Regions from separate parts of the Mus musculus genome. Here all the other regions are linked to region 1. Evidence: chromatin loops called from intact Hi-C (ENCODE). Cell type or tissue: heart. All regions are shown on one strand. Each heading gives the region's core, and the rest is flanking DNA. Links, peaks and the distances in the headings are about the cores only. Region 1 holds the start of Dusp22 (dual specificity phosphatase 22). Region 2 has its middle 7.5 kb from the start of Exoc2. Region 3 has its middle 20 kb from the start of Irf4. Region 4 holds the start of Exoc2 (exocyst complex component 2).

The links. Hi-C counts contacts between places; a loop is a spot of excess contacts. Peaks named below come from ENCODE experiments on the same cell type or tissue, not always from the same donor. Only the 100,000 strongest peaks of a DNase experiment are listed, where the experiment ranks them.
Region 2: it touches region 1 in a loop (4-fold over the local background); 6 of 42 quality-filtered maps call a loop at or near these places.
Region 3: it touches region 1 in a loop (2.1-fold over the local background); 4 of 42 quality-filtered maps call a loop at or near these places.
Region 4: it touches region 1 in a loop (2.6-fold over the local background); 6 of 42 quality-filtered maps call a loop at or near these places.

What each region holds. Positions count from the first base shown.
Region 1 is chr13:30,657,011-30,662,945 of GRCm38, reverse strand. It overlaps Dusp22 (dual specificity phosphatase 22), which reads right to left and starts at 2,887. Exons shown (of 7, transcript NM_001037955.4): 1 at 2,800-2,887. The coding sequence starts at 2,820. Gm35158 (a long non-coding RNA gene) reads left to right here and starts at 2,903. Exons shown (of 3, transcript XR_382157.3): 1 at 2,903-3,495; 2 at 5,617-5,935. In heart, for the core only: a CTCF peak has its summit at 2,952; DNase peaks (open chromatin) are centred at 2,645 and 2,965; H3K4me3 peaks cover 1,644 bases; H3K27ac peaks cover 1,421 bases.
Region 2 is chr13:30,978,605-30,984,539 of GRCm38, reverse strand. No RefSeq gene overlaps it. Among named protein-coding and RNA genes, the nearest start is that of Exoc2, 7.5 kb to the right of the region's middle. In heart, for the core only: a CTCF peak has its summit at 2,670; a DNase peak (open chromatin) is centred at 2,659.
Region 3 is chr13:30,725,926-30,731,860 of GRCm38, reverse strand. No RefSeq gene overlaps it. Among named protein-coding and RNA genes, the nearest start is that of Irf4, 20 kb to the left of the region's middle. In heart, for the core only: a CTCF peak has its summit at 2,383; DNase peaks (open chromatin) are centred at 2,430 and 3,570.
Region 4 is chr13:30,970,660-30,976,594 of GRCm38, reverse strand. Exoc2 (exocyst complex component 2) reads left to right here and starts at 2,548. Exons shown (of 28, transcript NM_025588.2): 1 at 2,548-2,599. In heart, for the core only: no CTCF peak of the experiment used is centred there; a DNase peak (open chromatin) is centred at 2,594; H3K4me3 peaks cover 1,640 bases; H3K27ac peaks cover 1,354 bases.

The sequences.
Region 1 (5,935 bases), core at 334-5,333:
AAAATTCACCTAAAATTCTCCTTTGCTTTTCCTAAGAATTTGAGTAGTGACTGGGAGAGGCATTGTTTTACACATCTGAGAGAGAAAACGGAGACTGGATTATGCTAACCACTGAAGGTCTTTTAGTTTTAAGCATCTATGAATCCAGGAAGCGAAAACTGGACTTTTTGATATCCCTGCCCTCTTAGCAACAGAGGGCTTCTCGTGGAAAATCCCAGCTGAAGGGAGAGTAGGCCTCCCACTAAATGCCAGGACAATATCCTTGTCTGCCAGGAAAGGCACAGGGTAGGAAGAGACCACCCGACTAGTCAGGAGAATGCTCATGAGCTAAACAATACTGGCAATGTCTGGAGGAGAAGATATCAGAGCCTGAGGTCCTTATTTCCTGTCCCCAAATGACACTCTTAAATTCCAAGGCATCACACAATTTGCCTGTAATCTTAGAATCACATCTCCATCACTAGCATCTTCTCTTGATTCGGTAAGTACATTGTTTTTTGCCGGGTGTGGTGGCACACACCTTTAATCCCAGCACTCGAGAGGCAGAGGCAGGTGGATTTCTGAGTTCAAGGCCAGCCTGGTCTACAAAGTGAGTTCCAGGACAGCCAGGGCTATACAGAGAAACCCTGTCTCGAAAAAACAAAACAAAACAAAAAAAAAACCACAAAAAACAAAAAACAAAACAAAACAACAACAAAAAACTACATTTTTTTTTCCTTTTCTTTTCCCAACTAGGGAAAAACAGAAACCCTGCTCCAGGTCAGACAATAACACATTAGAGACCTCTGGGTAAGGCTCTTGGTTACCAGCATCCAGTAATTTACCTCGCTGCTTCCTTGTCTTGTAATTCCGGTGATACCTTCTGATCTCAGATTAAGATGTTTACTCTACCAGGGAGCTTTTGCCTGGGCTGAAGATTACCCTCCTTTGGGATGACATCTACTTTGCTTACACACTAGAAGTTATCTTTAGAGCCTGATAAACTCCCCTAGCCCCATCCATCCCATACACGGGTATGGGGACATAGTAATCTGGGGTAGGCAGCGCCTGTTAGCCAATGGTTGGTTTTTGAGCATTTAAAATGTAGCAAGTACCTAATGAGAATTTAAGACTCCACAGGGAAAAAAAAAAAAGGTATTGCATAAATAATTTATTTATTGGTTGCGTGTTAAAATACTTTAAATATTCTCAGTTTAATAATATTCTTTACATGGTGATCATCTGTTCTAACTCTTCAAAGAAATTTCACTAGGAAAATGTAAATGATGTATCTGGTTCACATTATATTTGTACTGAACAAGCAGTGTCCTACATTGAGGAGGTCTGTAACAGACTTCTTGGTCCTTTCTGCTGGCTTTCCTCCCTCTGTTCCCAAAAGCACTACACCTAACATATATTCAGTACAGACTGTAAGTATTGAACCACTGAACATCTACATTTCTCTGTCCGTATAGTTTTCCATCTCTACACTAGAAACTGTGTCTGTACAAGCTGGTTATGATAATAAAATAGTCAAGGAATCTACTATAAGAAGTAAATAGCACAATGTGGATATGAATACTGCCACCTTCGCTGAGAAGTATGAAAAGAATATCCCTTAGGCAATCAATCACTTGTATACCTAAACCCATTCTTTCAATTAGAATATAAAATACTAGAAACCAAATGCAGAAAGGGACAGTAAACAGTGGCGCCAACTAGAAATGTCAAGGGAAAGCAAGCAGAGTCTGTCAGCCCCAGGCGGACATCTTCAACCGGTCTAATTTTAAAAGCAGAAAGCTCAGAGCGATGACTGATCCCTGTGCTAATGGGAACATAATACAAGCATATATTCATGAGAGGGAGTTTGTTTCAAATTTGATCACTGGCGAAAATAATAATAATAATAATAATAATATAATAATAATAATAAAATAATAAAATCCTAGTCACCAACACACAAAAGTCACAACGCACAAAAACATGGAGACTGTGCAAGGAGCATGCAGGCTTCCATCAAAGACATGTTCGTTCCCTCCTCGGTCTTGGATCTCTGCCTCAATAATCATTCCCATGGAAGTAACTAAACCACTGCAGAGCCCCTCGCCACAAAGCAGAGACAAATGTGAAAGGGTGAAGAAAGAAGGGGAGAAAGCGAGCCACACCGTTAGAACCTATAAACATGATGGATAAAGTAAGTGGAGACAAGATGGGGGGTAACACCAGAAGCTAACCAAACCCAGGACCATTTAAAATACTTGTAGAAGTACTTGTCTTAGTCCTGGGCATCCAGAGCCTTAGTAAGATTTCTCTTTGAACCAGCAAGTTCCTTAACCTTGAGACTGACACAAATAGAACCCGGAGGACTGTCACCGCCAGATCATCCTCAATCTAGGGGGTAGGGGTGAGAAAACCGGCCCAGAAGGTTTGGGCCACCACAGGGGCAAAGAAAGAGTTTCTAGAAGGCCTTGCGGCCACAACAGCCAGCCAACAGGTTGCCCTAAGGAAGCCCCACAACCCAGGGTCAACCAGCTCCAGACACCGAAAGCCATGTCAGTTCTAGGGTTTCCGTGAACTTCCCCCACCAGAGTGGCTTATCTGTGCACGCGCACACAAATCTGGGGAAAAGAGGAAATTACAGAAGCCGCCCATCTGGCCCGGTTCACCAATGCTGTGGGTGGCAGACGTCAAGGGGCCCGGTCTCAGGGGAGGGAGACAGACCAGCTCCAGCATGGGTCCCCCGCTCTCAAAGGGGCACGCTGTGCGGGTCAGGGCTGCGGAGGCTGCAGAAAAGAGGGTGCGGCCGGGACCGGACGTTACCTGGCTCATCCCACTCCCCATGGCCGCGCCGGGCTCGCCGCTCCGCGCTCGCGGGAGGAGACCGGGCGCGCAGCCGGGCGGGCAGGCGGGCGGGGCAGCGGGAGGCGGCGCCAGGGCGGCGCTCGCTGCGCGCTCCACCCGGGACGCGGCATTACTGTCCGGCCGTGCGGACGTCGGGGACAGCGGCCCTCGCCCCCGCGGCCGGACGCCCAGCGCGCACGCGCTCGTGCTCGCGCATGAGCCCCAGCCTACAACCCTGCAGTTTGCGCACGCGCGCCGGGTGGGGGGTGGGGTGGACGGAGGCAGGCGCAGCGGTAGGGGGGTCCCCAAGTCCCTAAAGGCGGTTTCCCCTGGGGCTCCCTGGTGCCAGTTACGGGCAGTGTCTCAGGCCTTGACTCCCCTGTTAGAGGGGCTCCCCTGTCTGGGTTTTCTGAGCCAACAAGGCGGGGGATTCCTGTGGGCCCTGCCCCACCCAACTCAGACCGAGAAGGAGCATGCTCTGGGAAAGGTGGGCTAGGTGACTCACCTCTGCAGAGACGTGACCCTGGTCGAGGAGAGGAACCCAACTGTCTCTAAATGGTCTTTTTCAGGGCAGTGTGTTGCAATGACTACCCCCAGAAAGCCCCCACGTACCTGCACTGCGGTTTTGTCTAGCGTGTGCATGCATTCTAGCATGTGGGCCATCTATCATCCTTGGTAATTTTTTTTTCCCCGAGACATCTGTGTAGCCCTGGCCCTGGCTGTCCTGGAACTCACTTTGTAGACCAGGCTGGCCTCGAACTCAGAAATCCACCTGCCTCTGCCTCCCGAGTGCTGGGATTAAAGGTGTGCACCTGGGATTAAAGGTGTGCACCACCGTGCCTGGCTTATCCTTGGTAAAATTTTAATTTCCTTTATAGGCACTAAGACCTGGGGGTTTGAACATCCCTTTCACTTGGGTAACCCAAGACCCTCAGAAAACACAGATACTTAACATTACTATTTAAAACAGTAGCAAAATTACAGTTATGAAAATAATTACAGTTATGAAAATAATTTTATGGTTGGGGGTCACCAAGTTATGAGTAGCCATATTAAAGAGTCACAGCATTAGGAAGATTGAGAACCACTGAACTAAAGGTTTCTCATTTCCATTTTGTATTCTTGACAACGCCCTACACCCAGTAGATGCCAGTACTTGTTGAATGAAGATAATGCCATGTTTCAAGCCCAATTCTGCTGGCCTTAGATCACCCTCCCCCTTCCTGGAATCAGCCCCAGGGGCTGCTCTGTTTTTTCTTAGACATCCTAGGCTTGATCTTACACAGGGTCCTGTGTTACTGACATCTCAACGCCCAATTCTTTGCATAGCTTTTTTGAGGTCTTAGTACAAAGGTCATCTCCCCATAGATTCTTCTCTCAACTAAAGCATCCAGTTTATAAGATATACTCCAGGTACCTATGACATTACTGTGTCATATTTTTTTCATACACTTAGGATCAGAAATTATACTTAATTGCTTAATATTGACCTATCTCATAAGCTAATAACTTCCTGAAAGAGGTCTTTCTGTCTTATTCACTACTTAGTCATATGTCTTCTGGGGCAGAAGCTAGCATAACATAGACTAAACATATGCCAAAATAATTAATGGGGATCTTGGCTGAGAAACCAGTGGGGAGGTTCTAAAAACAAACAAACAAACAAACAAGCAAGCCAGCCAGAAAAAAAGAACTGCTGTTGAGCTGGCCTAGCTGGGAAAGTTACTCACTGCCAAGCCAGATGACCTGAATTTTGTCCCTGACAACCACACAGTGGAAAGAGAGAACCAAGTTTTGTAAGTTGTCCTCTGACCATAGTTATGAGTGCACACACACACACACCCTAATAGATAAATAAAAATAAATAGTAAACAAAAAATGTGAAGAAAAGTATTTAAAAATTTAGAGTGCTAATAAATATTTGGGAAGAGCTTGACTCTGTCTAGTATGGTTGCTCTCCCTGTACACTCGTGTCCTGGGCAATACAAGGCACTCCCCCCACCTTCCCTTCCCTCCCTCAGTGTGCACTTGCATTGTTTCCTCCCTGGGGGATGAGATTCTGGTCTACTTCTGCTCCTCCTCTTTACAGGACTGGTCCTGCACTATCACCCTCTCATCCTCTTCCTCCTAATCACATGGGAAACCTACCCCCTCCCCTCTGTACCATAGTGTCATTATGCAATTATGCCTGCTGCTTAGAATCAGCATAGTTAAGGGACTCTAGTAGGGAAATCCCATGGTCAGCTTCTATCCCCAACTCCTAGAAAGATCATGGACCAGATGAGTCACTTTCTCAGCATTTGCCTCCTTACACGATCACTAGATGATGTGTTTAAAAGCAACTGGCCAGTGTTTATTCCTCTTCCTTCTCTTTAGGCTGTTGTTTTCAATAGAAAGGTGGACTTCTCCAAGCACAATTTGTTTATAGGTTGGTCTACACCCGTAAATCACAAGCGCAAATCATGTTTTTTCATCTGCCATCTATTTGGAATACTTCTCTCTGTGCCTATGCTTCTGTTGCTGTTATTGTTAATATTATTACTATTATACTTTAGATGACGAATTCCTCATTCCTGTCCCCTGACAGTCAGAGTTAGCATTCCTGCCTGCATTTGACTCTGCTCTTTCTAGCATACTCATCTCAAATCCTCAGGTTTCGTTTTTGAGAAGAGGAGGGAAAAAAAGAGCATCAGAAGTCGAGAGTCCGGTGGGTGATGGGCTGACTGATCAGTTGCTATTGCTTGATTGATTGCGAGACTTTCTTAACAAGAGTCTTTGTCTCCTCTCACTCCCTAGCTTCATCTTAGAACTTAAACCCACAGCCCAAATGAGTAGTTGTATGTCATATGCCTCGGCCAAAGCACGACTGAAAGGAAAAGAAAGGCAGACACTGGAGTGCAGGAAGAAGACACAAGGCAAAGCCCAGAATTCAAAAGTAGAAGCACAGATTGTTTTCTTTGTTTCTGTGGCTCTGTCCAGAAGAAGGAGGCTCAGATGACTACTTAAGGCCTCGGAATCTCCCCAATAGCCTGGCCGTGTGGTTGGCCTCTGTGGAGAATGACCTCATCCTTCAGAAGGAAGGCCACCTGTTCCCAGCCCTCAATCAGCCTTCTAA
Region 2 (5,935 bases), core at 343-5,342, 320 kb before region 1:
TCCTTACCTCCTATTTTTTCTCTCATAGTTAAAGAAGTTCATTTGGGGTGGGGGATCGTGGTTATGCAAATATTGCCTAGCAAACTGTTCTTTCTTTGACTATACATATACAGGCTGAATGACAATCATTTTTCACACAATATTGGTTATAAATTTGAAACTCATTATCTAAGATGTGCCCTACATATAATAATCACAATACCTTTTGTTTACATGGCTTTTCATAGACTATAACCTGCTAGGAGGCTAACCTGCTTAAAAGGTGTATTAAATTCAATAAAAAAAAATAAAGGAAAATGAGTTTATTATTTCTTTAAGGTAAACACTTTCAAAGTAGAATTAGCATGCGGCACAGGAAATGTATATATTTAATCTTAAATGGCTATTCAGAATAGCCAATCTAGTGAAGAATAAAATCATTAAATTCTCCCCCTTTTAGCAAATGGCTAGGAAAAACTCATTCATTGTGTAAAAGTGAATGTGTTTAATTTAAAAAGTAAACCACACCGTGGCAAATGCAGCACCTTTCTTTCTTTTTAATTTCTAAGTTATTATTATTATAATTATTGGTTTTTTCCCTCTCTCTTGCAGTAGTATGCTAAGCTTTGGCCTGACTATATTATTATATCATATTGTATTTTATAAAATAAATAGCTCTAAGGTTATGGTGTATTTAGAAGCCTAGGCTGTTGTAAATAAGTCTGAATAAATTGGACTTTTTACAGTGTTTACTATTTTTAAAAATACCCTAAAATAAAATTAATTTCTTTTTAGTATTTCCTATTAATCACATCTACTTTCCTGTGATCAATAAATTTTAGAATGTCTGAGGGGGTTCTCTCGGTGTCAAATAATAAATCTAAAATGTTTTTTTTAAAGAAATGTATTTCAGAGTATGAATAAAAACAGAAGCACCTTTTGTGACTTACCCTCTCCAGGGTGGGGCCCAGAGCTGTCATTTCATTTTAACAGAGATGTGTTGCTTCACGGTGTATTTTACAATTTGCAGACTTAACCCACAGATGAATTTACACACTGTCCAAAAGAAATTAATTCCTAGAATTTCAAAACTGTGTCTCCTGCAAATGTAAGGAGGGCTTACAGGACAGAGGGCAGACCATCATCTGCAGTGTGCCTGGAACAGGCAGGGCTCCTAACCGGTGCCGTGAAACAAACGACAGAAGAGCCTAGGTATGAGCCACCCTCTCCGATTAGTTCTCTCTTAAAACTAAATGACTTAGAACACTGGCCCATCTGTAGAGTGTTGGATTGTACAATTGTTGGATCTCTGAGTCAGCTTTCTACATCTGACTTCCAACTGTAAACAACTCATAACTCACCTGATTCGGATTAGTTTATCCCAAGCATGAGGCAGAATAAACCAGGGTTCCTTCAGAACCCTTTTCTCATAAGAGAGGCAGCAAGAGGCACTAAAGTTAAGAGAGCAACCGGCCTGTGGGCCTACAGACTGGCCAATGCAAGCTGTCAACTCACTTTCGGATCGAAGCTAACGCTGTGGTCAGGAAGCCCAAACCTTCCCAAACACAATTCTCTAGTTACATATTCCTCTGATCTGAACAGATGTCGAAGGCAAAGAACCTTGAGATGAGCCACAAAATGAAATATGTTAATTAGAAATGGAGTTAATTAAAAAGAAAGTTGGAACCCACTGTCAAGACTCTTTTCACATGGGGTTGTGCTGGAGGCCCCAAAACTCTAGGGAATAAATATTGAAATTATGGCAGAAGGATGCAAAGTAGGCTACAACGTGGTTAAATAAAAGAGAATCTAAACACCCTAAAGGTCCTGAGACCCCACAGCTCTTGACATCCACACCTAGGCCCATTTCCAGTGGAGTTTGCCTCTGTTTACCCATTGAGCTTTTTGTAGGAGCTTCTACTTCCAAGTTCTTTTTAAATTTTTTATCTTTTTGAGCAAATGTGTGTTTGTTTGGTGTGTGATCCTGCGTATGTATGACTTTGTATATGTACATACATATGTATAAATGTATGTAGATAAAAAGTGCACAAATGAATGGACACATGTGCACATGAGTATATGCATGTGGAATGTGCACACAGTGTGCATTTATATGTGTGTGTGAGTGTGTGTATGTGTGTGTGTGTATGTGTGTGTGTGTGTGCATGTGAGCTTGTATGTGCCTGTGAGTGTATTGTGTGCTTGCACTCATGGTATGAGCAGTCACAGACATCTGTTAGAGTTTTGAAAAGAAAGAACTTCTGATCTTAGGAAAATGGGCTCTGCTTAAAATAAGAAACGGAAGGAAGGAGGACAGGAGAAAGAAAGGAGATGCAAGGAGAGGGAGAGGGAAACTTGAAACTTCTTCTTCTTGCCTTCCCTTCTCTCTCTCCATCCCTCTCTCCCTTTCTCTTGTTTACCAATAATTCAAGCTTGTATAGTGTCAGCTAGTTTTGAGTGTGCCATAGCTTTTCTCGCCTCAATATTGAAATGATATCTTTTGGAAATAGAGGGTGTGAAGGTAATTCTCAGTCTTTATGACCTGGAGATGAATTCCTTACCCAGAAAGAATAGCAAGTTGATGTTTTCCACCTTCACAAAAGGTCAAAATGGCTGCTAGGGCTTTGTAGCATATTTTGGTGGCCACCATGGAAGATAGCCCCATGGAGAAGGTGCATCCCTGGACTGGCCACTAGGGTGTGCAGTATGTTTACCCTGGTTTGAAACACACAAGGGGACCTAACCAAACTACATGGAGAGTTTAATACTTGGGAATTCACTCTGGTGAATATTGAGAAGGTGTCTAGCTCTGTTTCTCGGAAATTAAAAGCCTTTATTAATCACAGTGATCAGAAGCAATGTATCATTAGCAGCAATATTAAAGATATGCTAAGATATACTGTGGCAACATGAGTTCATTGATCAGAGTTACTCAGTAGCTTTCTATATATTTGTTAAATATCTAAGTAAGCGAATTGTGAAGGTTTTGTTGAATAAATAGTTCACTAGATGATGTGTTTTTACTTCCTAACCTGCTTCTCTATTTAGAAACATTTCTTATTTCTATTTCTATTTAAGAATATTAAGAGCTCCTGGGCTTATAAAAGTTAAGCTGATGTTTCCATTAATTTATATGCCAAGAAAATACTGAGTATAGGTGGAAAGCTTTGATTCTGTGAAATAATTCTCTAAAGAAACATGAGGATCCTAAATGACTTTGGTCCTCTAAATGTCATGAAATGTGTCACATTTCTGATAAGTTTAAGGCAATTAATGTGAAATAATTAGTCTTTTCGTCTTATTTATTTATTTACTTATTTTGATACTCAGTCTCACTCTTCAGTCTAGACTGATCTGGAACTCTGAATCCCAAGCTGGCCTTGAACTTGTAGTTATTCTTCTGCCTCAGTACTTCAGTCTTCCAAGTGCTGGTATTGTAAGTGTGATCCAACACACTAGAAAGTTATTAGATTCTTAGCATCTACATGCAGTTTTAAAATATATTTGAATAACTTGTCACCAATCTACAAAAATAGCCATTATAGTGTATATTTGACAGAGTGATTTGCTGTGATGTTACATGTACCAACCCTGCTTTCCTGTTTTTAAAAAAAGAGAAATGACTTTGATTTTGTAGTGCCATTAGCGGAATCACAAGCAGGGACGATGCTAAGGCAAGTCTTCTAATACTGAGCAACATCTATATCTACTTCAAATATTTCTCTTTTTGTGTCTCAACAAGCCTCCATAAGGAGTATGCAAATCATGTAAGTTATTACATTTTTCACTGTGAATAGATTCATGTTAAACATCTTGAAGACTGATGGCTATGAGACATTAAACATCTTAAAGTAATAAAGACCCACTGTAAAGAGATTAATTGTGACAGTAGCCTTCTGCATGGTATAATTTCCACCTTCCAATCCTTCTTACATAACTAAGTTTTCCCATGAACTTAGCCAGCAGTGTGGCCCTTCATTTGGTTCCACACAACATTTGCTACATTTAAACATGCCTGAAAAACAAGCAGATTCTTCAGTGTTTCGGTGGCTATTATCTGAGTTGTTAAAGATTTTCCTCTAAGACTTTTTATGAGGCAAACTGATTTGGATCAGCCAGCTCCAATAGTCCCATAGTAAACAGTGACCAAACAACAAAATGTGATCATGAACAAACAAACAAACAAATAAATCAAACAAGATTTTTTTTCATTTATTTTTTCCTGATATCCAAGATTACGTTCTGGGAAACTATTACAGTTATTATTTGCCGTTCTCTGTCTTGATGGAAGATTGGCTTAATGTTAAGAGAGTAAGAGCTACTGCGTAGAAAATGAACAATGCCATTCATATAAGAAGCCTCGGGATCTGGCACTGCTGGTGCACACCTTTAATCCCATCACTCATGAGAAGAGACAGGGGGATCTCTCTGAGTTGGAGGCCAGCCTGTTTTTCAGTGTGAATTCTAGGACAGCCAGGGCACACAGAGAAACCCTGCCTTGAAAAACAAAACAAAACAAAACAAAACAACAAAATGTCTCAGTCCACATTCTTGGAAGTGAAGAGTTTGATTTGAATTGCTGCAATGTGCACATACTGCAGATCTTTCTGAATTAGCAAGTGGAAAGTTTACATTTTGTATAGAAAAAAATGTTTTATTTTAATTTTTTTTGTTTGATTGTTTTGTTTTTGTCGGGGTGTGGTAAATTGCTTCCTGGAAGAATCAGCTAGAAGCAGACACCTTTCAAGGGAAAAGTTATTGTGTTACAAGTCGTTAAGGAAATTCTGAAGCTATAGACCATCAACTAAGTGTGTCACAGGTCCCCTGCCTATGTGATGTGGGAAGCTGACTAATCTCAGGTCTGAGAAGCATCCCGGGATCCTTCAAGAGTTAATTGATACTCTATTTCTCTTCAAACAGGCCAAGACCCATGCGGGGGGCAGGGCAGATAGAGTGCTGCACTTGGTGTCTTTATGCTTTTGACTCATAATCTTCTTGACTTACAGAGCTTCTGGCTTGAGATGATATTTACTGGAAAGGATGCTGGCAACTGCAGAGCCAGTAGTTATCAGCCTATTTATGTATAGCAAGGGCCTAGGAAGCTGCATGGTGCTTACTGGTTTTTTCCTGGCTATTTATCAGCATGTTGACTTGTCCCACCATGGCTGGTCATTTTTCCATCAGGCAGCTGAAGAGGACTGAACTTTACAGAAAGCTGGAACTGTAACCAAGGTCTGGACATTTTCTTTCAAAAACAGAAAAAAAGGAAAAGCAAACTTCCTTCTGAATGTGTTCTAAACAAAGGCATGCTTGCAAATTGGAGACACTTAGCAGCAGTAACAATTAGAGTTCAACAGATCTGAAACACAAAATGACATGATGGAGCGTATAGCAATCACTGACATTTTTTTTTTTCCTAAAATGAAGTTTCCATGAAGCTTATCAGCTACCAAGGGTATATCTTCTGCAGATGTATAATTTTAATTTTCTTTGCTTTTAAATGAAATTTTGTAAGAATGCTCCGTGTCCATAGGGTCTGGGAAAGCTATTGTTTATCTGAAGGAAGTATAACATTCATGCTTGTGCATTCACCTACATTTCTAGCTGATAATGGGATGGGTACGTATCACATTGACTAGAGAGAAAACATCGAAGCATAAAACATCCAAGGTCTGAAAAATATGACAACACACAGAAAGAATTGCTTCATGGAAAAAGCAGAAATTCAATAAAAATGAAAAATTGAAAACACAGCGTACATATTTATCATTATATTATTTTTTTTATTACTTTACTTCATGGTTAGCCTGCAAAATGCCTTTTGAGGATTGTACCTTAGCACAGTAATTATTTCCAGGGTGGGAGGCTAACAGGGAGGTGGGGAAGTGATTGAGGACCAGGCAGCAAAGGATTATAGAAACAGAGGCAGAGGGAGCTGTCTCAAAGTTCTGCTTAA
Region 3 (5,935 bases), core at 508-5,507, 69 kb before region 1:
ATCCCGCATCAATATCCAACTCGGCCACTCTCCAACTTTAACCTCCACGAGCTTCTTCTTCTTCAGTGGCACAAGCACCGCCATCTTGCAGTCCTGGTGTCCGCAAACATCCAGCCGAGCGTGAGGGCTCCAGTTTCATTCTTATACATGTAGACCGTTCATTTTCTTTAGCAAACTTTGTTGAAGAGGCTGTTGTTAGGAGACAGTTTCCCCGAGTCCTCCTATCTCAGGGACAAGTTCCATCTTGCTGGTGGGACCAAACTGAGTTCACGTTCCCAGGTTCCAGAACTAACTCTTATTATATCTGCTTCCTCGGGCATTTCTGTTAATATGTAAAGGGTGCAAAGAAGAAAGCTGTCTATCCCGTTATCTGAACTAAGGCACACAGATAGGCAACTGCCTGTCTTAATTTAATTGACTATGTGCAGTTTGTCGACTCCTTTGTTCCATCATTATTCTAAATTCCAGACCAGAGTCCAGGAGAGGACCTGACTATAAAAGCTGAATTGGGACCCTGAAACCACGTGACCTGGATAAGACCCAGCCACCAACATTAAGTTCTTGACTAACTCCTTGTGTCAAAATATGATTGGTCAATGCAACAGTCCACTCGGTCCTCCACCCCACCCCCACCTCCTGCTTTGTGTTCCCATCCTATAAAAATATTGTACAGTTTCCCTTTGGAGGGTGCAGTTTCAGAGGCAGAACTGGCTGCCTCTTTGAAAGACTAGAAAATAAAGCTTTAATTTTTAAACTTCTGTCTCTGAAGTGAGTTTTTCTTGGCTTCCAATTAGAACCCAATAGCTGTCTTTTCATATATATATATATACATATATGGCATTTTTTGAAGATCAAGTGTCTGTAGCTGTGTGGATGAATAAATAAAGTTGAATGGTTTCATTATTATACAGTGGCTTACACTGAGTTCCATCTCTTTTTGTATTTTTTCCCCTACATCAACCCAGAGGTACATGGTGCTTAGCTTCTGCCAGGGCATTGGACATTTTGGTGATTCTATTTTTATCTATCTATCTATCTATCTATCTATCTATCTATCTATCTATCTATCTATCATCTATTTATTTATTGTGTGTGTGTGTGTGTGTGAGAGAGAGAGAGAGAGAGAGAGAGAGAGTCTTGATATGTAGCCCAGGCTAGCCTCACTGAACTCGTGGCGAGCATTCTGCCCCAGTCCCCTGAGTACCACTTTGCATGGCTCTCGTTTTGGTTTTGAGGGGAGCAGAATAATTTTTTTTAACGGCTAGTCCCTCTGGTAGTTTGGGGACCTCTCTGTCATCTGTGCTGTAATGTTTTTTTGGTACCGCTAGTCAGCGATTTTGCGGAATGTCTCTCCATTGCCCGATGCTTGTTCTGGTTACGTTGAGGTCAGTGCAGTTTTGGTAAAAGTCCCACAGAGGTGACACTGTGTCTTCAGTGCATGACATTAACGGTCATGTGACAGTAATGGGCTTATTAATGTCCCCGTTGCCCTTGATAGTCCAAGTAGGGCTCTAAGTAAAGGGTTTCCCCTCTGATCACCGATCAGGTTTTCTTTCTGGTTGGTGTCTCTCTTGGGAGAGATAAGTCCAGACTATGCAAATACAGCCTCTCCCACGTGCTGTGCCTGGTGACTCAGTGACTGGGTAGTCAGCCCAGAGTTAGCACTGTCCTAGGTAATGGCGATTTTGTACTTTTCTTGTCCGGTCCCCATTTACTTGCCTGAATTCTTCTACAAGCAAGAATGCCCCAGCCTTCTGTTTGTTGATTCATTCAATTCTATGTCAGTTTGGACTCCTGTACTTATTTTATTTTATTTTATTTTATATCATATAAACATTTTTCCTTTTTTATTGGCTATTTTCTTTATTTATACTTCAAATGTGTGTATTTGTTTTATTCCATGGGTTAGATGCTAATGTTCTCATAATTTGCTGTTCAAATTCAAATTACACCAGTTTGGTCCATCAGGAGTTTTTTTTTCTTTTTGTTTTTGTTTTTCTTTTTGATTGGCTCAGTAGCCTCTTGATGTGTTCCTTTCTTTTTCAAGTACTTCCTTGTTTTCTGGCTGCACAAATGTCTCAGGCTCCTCACATAAGCTCTCCCTTTCGAGTCTGGGCACCAACCACTTCTCCCTGAGTCCCACCGTGTGTTGGAGCTTTTTCCAAATCATCCCTGATTTCAATCAATACCTTCTTTTGGAGCTGCTGACCACCACAATCCTTACCACCTAGAGTAGCTCCCACACATCCTAAGCAGCTCATGGGTGGACGCACTCAGGAAGAACAAGCCAAGATCAGCCACTCCCATCTCCTTTAGTGGCCCTTGGTCACTCAGCAAACCGTCCTGTTGAGCAGCCAGAGAGACCGGACCCTGAAGCAATTCCAGCTCCTGCCAGCCTGTGGAGCCTGAAACTCGGAATCAAACCTCTGTCCTCATTTTTCTAAAAATAGTTCTTAAGGAGACAGGATCCCCGGACGGCACAGAGCCACCCAACATAGCACAGGCAGCCTGAAGATGGGAACTCTGGGCAGGGACATTAGTGGACATACATGTGTAAGAATTTATCAGTGGATATGCACAGGTAACTGAGAGCCATATCAAGAACCACTCAGCAGGCTGAGGACGGTAAACACTGTAGCCCGCTGACTGCGTGTTAGAGTACTGCTCAGTCTAGAGCTAAGTACTTGAAATCAGCATTCGGGGCTTTTCTTGGTTTGAATACTTTTCTCCATTCACTGCTACTTCATGGCTGGCACTAGGAGACACAGGGCTGCAGTCACAGAAATTCCAGAGTGGCAGAGTAAAGTGTTAATAATTTATGTCTTACAAGAAAAGTCATAGGTTTCCAGGGTCATACAAGATCGTCAAATACTCTGAGTCATTCCAGAGTGCAAGAACTGGGGAGCCTGTGGAGACTTGGGGTTGCCTTTGGAAGCTTGTGGGAACCCAGACTTTGAAGGTGCAGCCTGCTCTAGCCTCTGCTGCACTGCCTCCGCCTTCATTCTTCATCTGTCACACATGATGCTAATCCAACTGTGCAACTCACTTCTCTAGTAAGTGGAGATACCGTAGAGAGCAGCCCTTGAGACAGATGAGTACCCCCCATCCTCACCCCCACCCTACCCAACAGGCTTTGCACTTTTTCTTGTGGAAGGTGCTAGACAAGTGCTCTACCACTGAGCCACACCCCAGCCTATTTGTTGCTCCCTAGCAACATGCTCTTTTGGAACTTCTAGGCCACCAAGTCCAGATCCAAGTGTGACGGCACCATTTTGATTTGGCTTGGTTCTTGCCAGTGGGAGCTCCTACAGGCCTCCTCTCAACCTCCAGTGACCACACCTTCCCTGATGGTTCTACAGAGAGGCAGGGAATCTTCAAGCTTGACCTAAGGGGACTGATATGGGAAAGGCCCGCAGGGGAGGGGAGAGAGGCTTGTAGGGTGGAAGAGGGTTGCAAAGGGGAGAGGGTGCCGCCTTTGAGGAACCGAAAGAGCTGCAGGCTGAGCTGGTGGGCAAGCACTGAGGAGGTGGGGCTCAGTGGTTACTGCTGCAGCAGGCTGGTGCAAGGGAAGGCGCTCAGGTGGCTTTCAAGGGAATTGAAGCCTGGATGGGCTTCGGGACGGGCTGATTTAGGATGTAACAGTGATAACATCTACTGTTGGAGCATCAATCGCCACATAGATGGTATTGATACAGGGATGTTGCTGTTTGTCACTGCCACTGCTACTGTTGTCATTGCTTCTGCTGCCACAGGCATTGCTGGTGCTGCCCTCTGGTACTATATATCTTCCTGCTCTGCTGTGGCTACTGTTAGTACTCCTGCTGCTATGGCTGCTGTCCTCTGACACAATGGCTACTGGCCACCATCTCTTCTGTCTTCTGCATTAATCTCCACCCAAGAGACTGTAAGCAAAGTCCTGTCTTTTACCTTGATCCTTCTTCTCCATGTCTCAAGACTAGACCCCAGACACTCTTCAACACTGCTGATAATTTAAAGAGAAAGTGCTTGGACCCAGGTTCAGGGAGCTTGTCTCCTGGCCTTAGGAAGCTTCCCTTTGGAGACCAAGAGTGACTAGGAGGCAGCGATTCCACATAAACCTTTGTCAGCCACCACTAAGTACATCAGCCTGGGCTTCATGGAAAGGCGGTTTGTGCCCCAAGCTTTCACTTCTTAGACAGGCAGGTGCCAAGTATCTGTGCCATGCCAGGTATTATTCTAGGACCAGCCCCTCAGAACTTGCATCTGAGAGAGGAGTGGCATCTCATGCCTACACAGAGCTGCTTAGTCCTATTGCAACATTAAGTGCTAAGAGGTAAACTGAAGAAATCCTTAGCCTAGACAGAGACAGAGGCCTCACGTGGGCACCTGTAAGGTACTGCATGACCTAAGAGATGGTTCTACAGAGAGGTGGTCTCTAAAAGCCTGCAGGTGATTGTAGATCCTTCCTTGGGGACAACTGTGACTCACCATAAGTATCCTCCTTCAGTGGAGTTGTGGGTTCCAGTTTTAAGCAGAGAACCCTCAAGCAAACCAAGAGAACTCAATCACTATGCTTGAGATTAAACACTAGGCTGTTTAATACTGACTCTGTCTCACAGGAAGGAGGTGGGGGCATACCTTGGTCCCACCCCCATCCTCCCAGAGAGACAGACAGACACACACACAAATACACACAAACACACACACACAAACACACACTTACTGTCTGCTCTCTGTAGAAGTTTAGAGCACGTGGACTTAGGAAAACCCCACACTCACTGAATGAATGATTTATTCAATAGAATTTACAACAGACATCTCTGGGGAGGTTGGCATTGATGAGTAAGACTCCATCCCTTACTCTAAATACCGAATCCTCCCCGCCCCCCTCAGTGTGGCAATGTATCATCACATGTGCACAGATGAAGGTCTGTGGGGCAACAAAGAATGTGTCTGGGGGATGAGGAAAGGTTCTGAAAAGCTCAGTTTCGGAGAAGAGGGAGGTGGTAAGCTTCCTATGAGACGGCTCACCAAACCAAGGGCCTGCCCAAGCCGAATCCAAGTGGGTAAATCACTCTAAAGGGATGGCAGGAATTTCAGCACAGAGACTAGCAGCCTGGGGCCTAGCACGCTGGGCTCCAGGCTTTGCTACATCATGCCACAATACAGCTTGTTGTCCTGGCCTATGTAGCCAGTGTCAAGGAACTGAAAGACTATAGCCAGCACCAGACAACTCATTTAAATAGTTACCTGCAGACTTTGTGGTTTATAATTGAACCTTACACAGACTTGAGGACATGCTGTGTCTCACAGTCTATGTGCACTGTCAAGCCAGGTCTCATGAAGGTGCACTACAAGCAGCCCTCTTCTTGCTTCTAGCCTAGCCTGGGCTATGCTCTTGCTTCCCAAGAGGCAACCACAGTGATTTTGGCCCACTGTTTTCAATCTTTATACATGCACTTATAAACTAGATCTGACTTTCTTTTTCTTGTTTTAAAAAGGCTATGGGCATTTCCTGGACTTGGTGGTACATCCCTGTAATCCCAGCAGCACTTAGGGGGCCATGGTAGGGGGATGCTGTTCCTGAAGCCAGCCATAGCTACATAGCAAGACTTGCCTAAAAAAAACACCGCACAAAACAAGAAACAAACAAAAACAGACAAGGTTGTAGAGAATATATTTGAAATGGACAGTAACTGTACTTTTATTATATATATATTTTATTATGTATTATATACATTTAGTTTTACAAAAAGAGCAAACATAACAAAATGTTATCGGTGGTTACAGTAGGATCAATCAAAGTGGCTGTAATAGTCTACTTTGCAGACTTTATATTTCTTTTCTTCACAAAAAGCAGAAAGGGGGCTGGGTATCTCAGTGGTTTCAGGGCAGTCGCTGCTCTTGTTGAGGACATGGGTTTGGTTCTTAACACACTCATGGTGGCTCAAAACTG
Region 4 (5,935 bases), core at 370-5,369, 310 kb before region 1:
TAAAGTTGATCAGAGACATATGACTCTGCTGAAGACTTTTCACACTGAGACCTGGAGCCAATGAGAAATGGAGATTGCTAGGTTCATATCAGGGCAGTTGCTAGGAGCACAGGATAGCTAAAACGAAGGTAAAAAGGACATGAGTCAAAGGGTTTCCTAAACCAAGAACCATGGCTAAGGAATTTCTGAAAGAGCTCGGGTTGTGTGACAGACAACCTTGCAGGCTTTCAAATTGTCTCTGCAGCTTTAACCACGAAGGATGCCAACACTGGTAGTATTCGCTTAAAGCATGTCAACTGTCACTATATCGTCAAAATTTATCAAACATTGCTTTTTTTTTCTTTTTGCTTGGCTGTTTAGCAGATTTTGAAGTAGATGGCTAGAAATAGATCTCTCCCCACAGCTTTGGTGAACACTTGAATCTCAGCTTTTCATCCTACAACCATTTTGTGAAGCACACACAATCCCTTCTCTCAGGAAGTTCAAGAGTAGGACAAGAGAGTAAATGAAGAGACTGGTACTCTGCTGACAGGTCTAATGGATGGCCAGCCTGGTGGACTGAATCATTGTCACAGTGGGTCTCTGTGGTACATACTATGAGAATGAATATGGCAGGAATGCCCCAGCAAGGACAACTAACTAATCGTTAGCTTCTCCTAAGAAGGCGCCTTAAGAGATGGCATCTTTACAGTTGTGTTGAGGGTTAGGTTGCACACTAACTATGTATGGCCCCTTTCAAGCTGACATGCCATGCAGTACTGAGTACTTAAGGTATTGATGTAAGGCAAAACAGATACATAAATTATCCAGGGAGCCTAGTGGTGTCTCCTGGTGTTTCCGAAGACTGTTTTAGATAGATTGGAAGTACTGTGTCAAAATCCTTCTTTTTAGTTCTAATGAAATCTGAAAGTGTTGAGAACATAAACCTATACAATGATTTGTAGCCTCAGTGGCTACCGTAGCAATTTTAGTTTTAACAGTTTTATTTTCTGGCAACTTCTGCACCAGTGTTTGCTAGTTAGTTTCAGGGTTAGGAGCAGAAACTTGAGGGAGGGGAAAAATAAAGAAAATTGTACCAGTGTTCTTTATGTTAACAAAAGAGTCTCTTTCCTCTTCTGAGTGTTTCTGTTTCACTAGCATAGTATATTTATTATTATTATTTTTTTTTGATCCAGGGAAAACTCTGTGAGTTTTCCAGAGCCACCATTCTGGCTTTGATGATAGGCAGCCTTACCTGACAAATGGCATGTCACTGAGACCTGAAGGGTTTTGTTTCACAGTGAAAGGCTCCGTGACTGCCAGAGATTTCTTACAGTATTTCCTTAGGACCTCTGCTGCCAAGTCTCTTGCTCACGAATAAAGAGTGTTCCCTTGATCTTCAAAATGGATGGTCTGGAAACACTTTGACGTATCTTCTCACAAATAGGAGAGAAAAATGAAGCCATACAATATCTCTTAATTCATAGTGCCTGTACGACACCCTCTTCAGTGTATGTACTGAATGAAGCATAAGGTATGCTTCACAGAAAGATATCTGAAAAAAAAATAGCTTAGGCCAGTGGCTCTTAACCCCCCTGGGGGAATGATCTTCACGCAGGGGTTGTTTAAGACCATCGGAAAACAGATATTTACATTGCCTTCATAACAGTAGTAAAATTACAGCTATGAAGTAGCAACATAATAATTTTATGGTTGGGGGTCACCACGATATGGGGAACTGTATTAAAGGGTCTCAGCATTAGAAAGGTTAGGCTGTTATTGGTCTTAGATAATGGGCACCCCGTAGCTACTTCTCTCCACAGTCATGGCAACACAACCACAGGTAGACCCTATGCTTCTGCCATTATCCTCTGCTGAAGATCACTGTCCTTCGTTCCTGCTACAGAGGAAGCCACAGGGATATGTCTGCTTCAGTTCAGCTGGCCATCTCCAGAGTCCACAGGAGGGTACCTTCAAACCTTAGGGCTTATGGGCTGTAGATAGCAGTCGTTTCTATAATATGGGGGTCTTGTGAGTTTGCAAATCAATTTGCCACTCAGACCCTTGGGACCCCAAAGCTCTGACCTGTGAGAAATCTTAATAAGGCGGGCACTCCTGGCTAGATGCAGTCCTTTGACTGAGGTTTGCCTCTTGACCTGGTGCTGATCCCTGACCGCTGTGGACTCTTGGGCAACATCTACTGTGACTCTAACCGACTGTATCCTCTTTACCCCTCCCCTCTTTTTCCTCCCCGAATTCCACCCTTCCACTTTCTCCCTCTCCTCCTTTCTGCTTCCCTCCTTCTTTTCTCCCTTTCCCATCAATTCCTCTTCTCCTTTCCACCTCTCCACCCTTCTCTCCTCCTCCCTCCCCACTTTCCCTTTCTTCCCTCTCTGTCCACTTCCATGCCGTCGATATCCTCTAACTTCCCTTCTCCATAGTCTGGTCCTCCTTCTATTCCTTCCCCTCTGGGAAGAGGCGGTCCATCCAGCACTCGGTGCTCGGCTAGGCGGCGGATCGACGCGCTCGGCGCTCGCGGCGTGCGGAAGTGCGGCCCTAGTGCTGGCTGCGGCGGCCTGGAACCGGTTGGCTGGGACCTGACACCGCCTGCAAGCTGCAGGTGAGTGTCGCGTCCTGGGTGAGGACGCCCCGGGTCCGGAGTGGAATTCCGCGGTGGCACGGGACCGTCGGGGCTGGGCGACCTGGGGAGGCGCGGTGAGGGACCCGGGGCGCGGGGCTGAGTGTGGGAGCCGCGGGCCGAGCCTTCCCCACCCGCCTCCGCGCAGGCCGCCGGGCTGGACCCGGAGGAGCGGCTGGTGTGCAGGGTCTGCTTGGAATCTGTTTAAGTCCCCCGCGCTAACGTGGACGGGAAGCTTGAATGGTTTCCTTTACTACTCTGGGAGCAGCAAGTGCGGGTTCAGCCACACCTCCATTCGGCCATTTGAATGCCTTACACTAAAAACACTAATGGCAACTGGTTATCTCTCTACTAACTTTGTTTATAAAGCTTAGCTTGTGATGGCCCAGGCTTGGTAACAGATTCCCCCAATGGCAAGGAACTGAAAGTCAAAACAAGAATGATCTAAGTGTGAACAATTTGTGATTCGAAAGGTGACAGAAAGACGCTGATGTGTGCTTGCCTCTTACATGTTCTCTTTTGTTTGACACAGTAGACAGTATTTTTAAGCAGGGGAACCTCTGTTTGTTGGAAACAATTTTTGGAGTTATTAGAAAGTAGTCCTTTTTTTTTCTTTTTCAATTATTTAATTTACTGTACCAGACATTTTGAACTATTACCTTCCAAAAGGTGATACCTTGAAGATTACATTCAAAACATTTGTAAAGGCTGTATTCTAGTATGGGGCTTCTTCAACTTTTGCCACCAAAAATTTATAAAGAATTTCCATGGTTTTATATGTAAGTTTATAAAATAGGTAGACAATCTATGTATTCACTATCTGTAAATCACAAAGCTTTTTATTTTAGGACAATTTTTGTATACATCAAACTTACCATTTATTAAAGATGAAAGCATAGAGTTGGATAACTCGGTTCTTTTCACATACATAGTTAAGTCTTGGTTTAATATTTGTAACTACGGGACACTGAGCATCTTCAGGGCTTTCCAGAGCTGATTGATTATTTTAATTTTCTAATCATCGGTAGGAAGAGCAGTTCTACATACAAATACATAGTACACAGTGGTAGAAGGACAGTTAGAAACATTTTGGAGATTGTTGCAAATTTGTCCTTACTCCCAAGCCGAATCCATTGGTGATCTTTTAGAACTTCAAATCAGCAACGTAAAAACCAGTTTTTCAGATTAAAATTCGGACACAACACGATTTAAAGACCCAATCACTTGGTGATTACATGCTGAAGAATGCCAGTAGGGAAATGTGAATAGTCTTTGTTTTCTGTAATAAAACCATTTTTCTCCTTTAAGAACAGAACATTTTGTTTGTGTGTGTGTATATACGTATATACATATGCATAATATATACATATATACACATACATATATACATATATGAATACACACATATATGTATACACACATATATGTATGTGTGTATATATGTATATATTTGTTTGTATGTATGTATGTATATATGTAGTGTGTTAGTTTTTTCAGTGTTGTAACCAAGTACCTGCTAAGCAGTTTAAGGGAAGAAGGTCTCACTCCAGTTTATAGATTGGAGTTATATAGCCTATGCTAGTGAGGCTGCCTCATAGTGGCAGGACTGTGCCCTGGGACCCCTCAGGAACAGGAAGCAGATAGAAGTCAGGATGTGGGGCTGGGCTCTGAAACCTCAAGTCCCCACCCCCTAGTGACTCACTTTCACAACAAGGCTCTTCATCTGTAAGCTTTCATAACTGCCTAAAACAGTGTTAGGAGGTTCTGAGCCTATAGGAGATATTTTCTATTCAAATCGTAACATACAGTGAAAACAACTGCTATTTGTAACATATAGTACTTTGACGCTGAGTTGTAGGGTTTGGGTTGAATACTCTTGGGTACTTCATGACATGGCAACGTGCACAGAGAGAAAGTTCAGAACCAAGGCTGGGATGAAGTTGGATTGAGTACTGCTGGTAACACCTTTGATTCACTATGGATTTCATTTTTTAATTCATTTTTGATCCCATGTGTTTAGAAGACTTTCATTTCGCTTTTTCTTTTTTTTCCTCTCTCTGCATTCAGTTCCACAACCCTGTATAACCTACAGGATTGCCACTCACAGTTTAAGAATCTGTATTCTGGTAAAAGACTTGGTACCAAATAGAATCTCTAAGTGTATAGCTACAGCAGGATCTTACCACGTAGGAAACACTAGGGATAAACTTGTCTCTCAGTTATCTTTTCACACAGGCTGTGGTTTTACTCTTCTTTCTTTGAGAGGGTCTCACTATTGATTGATCACTATTCAGGTTGATCTTTTGTTTTTTTTTTTTTTTTTAAAGATTTATTTATTTATTATATGTAAGTACACTGTAGCTGTCTTCAGACACACCAGAAGAGGGAGTCAGATCTCATTACGGATGGTTGTGAGCCACCATGTGGTTGCTGGGATTTGAACTCAGGACCTTTTGGAAGAGCAGTCGGGTGCTCTTACCTGTTGAGCCATCTCACCAGCCCTCAGGTTGATCTGAACTCTTTGACTGAAGTGATCCTCATACCACAGTTTCCTCAGTGCTGAGACACATCACTATCTATGCCTGGCTTTTCTGTACTCAGTGTTAGCAGGCCCAGGTTCCTAGTAATGCCTACTACATAGTACACATACTACACATGTTTTTAATGTTTATCTAGTAGATGAGTTTTAGGCTTATGTTAAAGTAGGAGATTTTGAGATTGATTGCAGTGGGAAATAACTTCCGTTACCAAACGGTTTGAGGAAGTATGGCATGATAAACTCTGGGGATGTAGGTGTGCATGCCCTTGACTGCCTGCAGCGCTGGGATGGTAGGGACCACTGTAATCACTTTACAGTGGGTTTATGTTGAATAGAGGAATGATGCTATTGGTGCAAATGGGCACACTTCACCTAATTGTGGACACACAGGGAATTTTGAAGCTGTGAATACACACATAGGCTTTTTTGATCTCAATTTGGATATTAAAGTCAAATTTATTTTGGTGTAGGAATTAAAGCAACCATTCAGCTCTCCATGTGCTACGGCCAGCCAGCTGCATGACAACAACTGGGTTACTCAGCATCTCTGAGCCTTAGTTTCCCTTTTTGTGTATTCAGAGAGACTATATAAAACCTGATTATCTCAGTGTGCAGTGTGCCTTCATTCCCAGCACTGGGGAGGCTGATGCAGGGGAATGCTGAGTAAAAGATCAGCCTGGGCTACAAATGTTACCCAGTTTCAAAAGCAAAAACAAATGTGACTTCTATAAACAAAACAAACACCAAGGACAGCAAGAAACGTCACCAATTAGATTTTC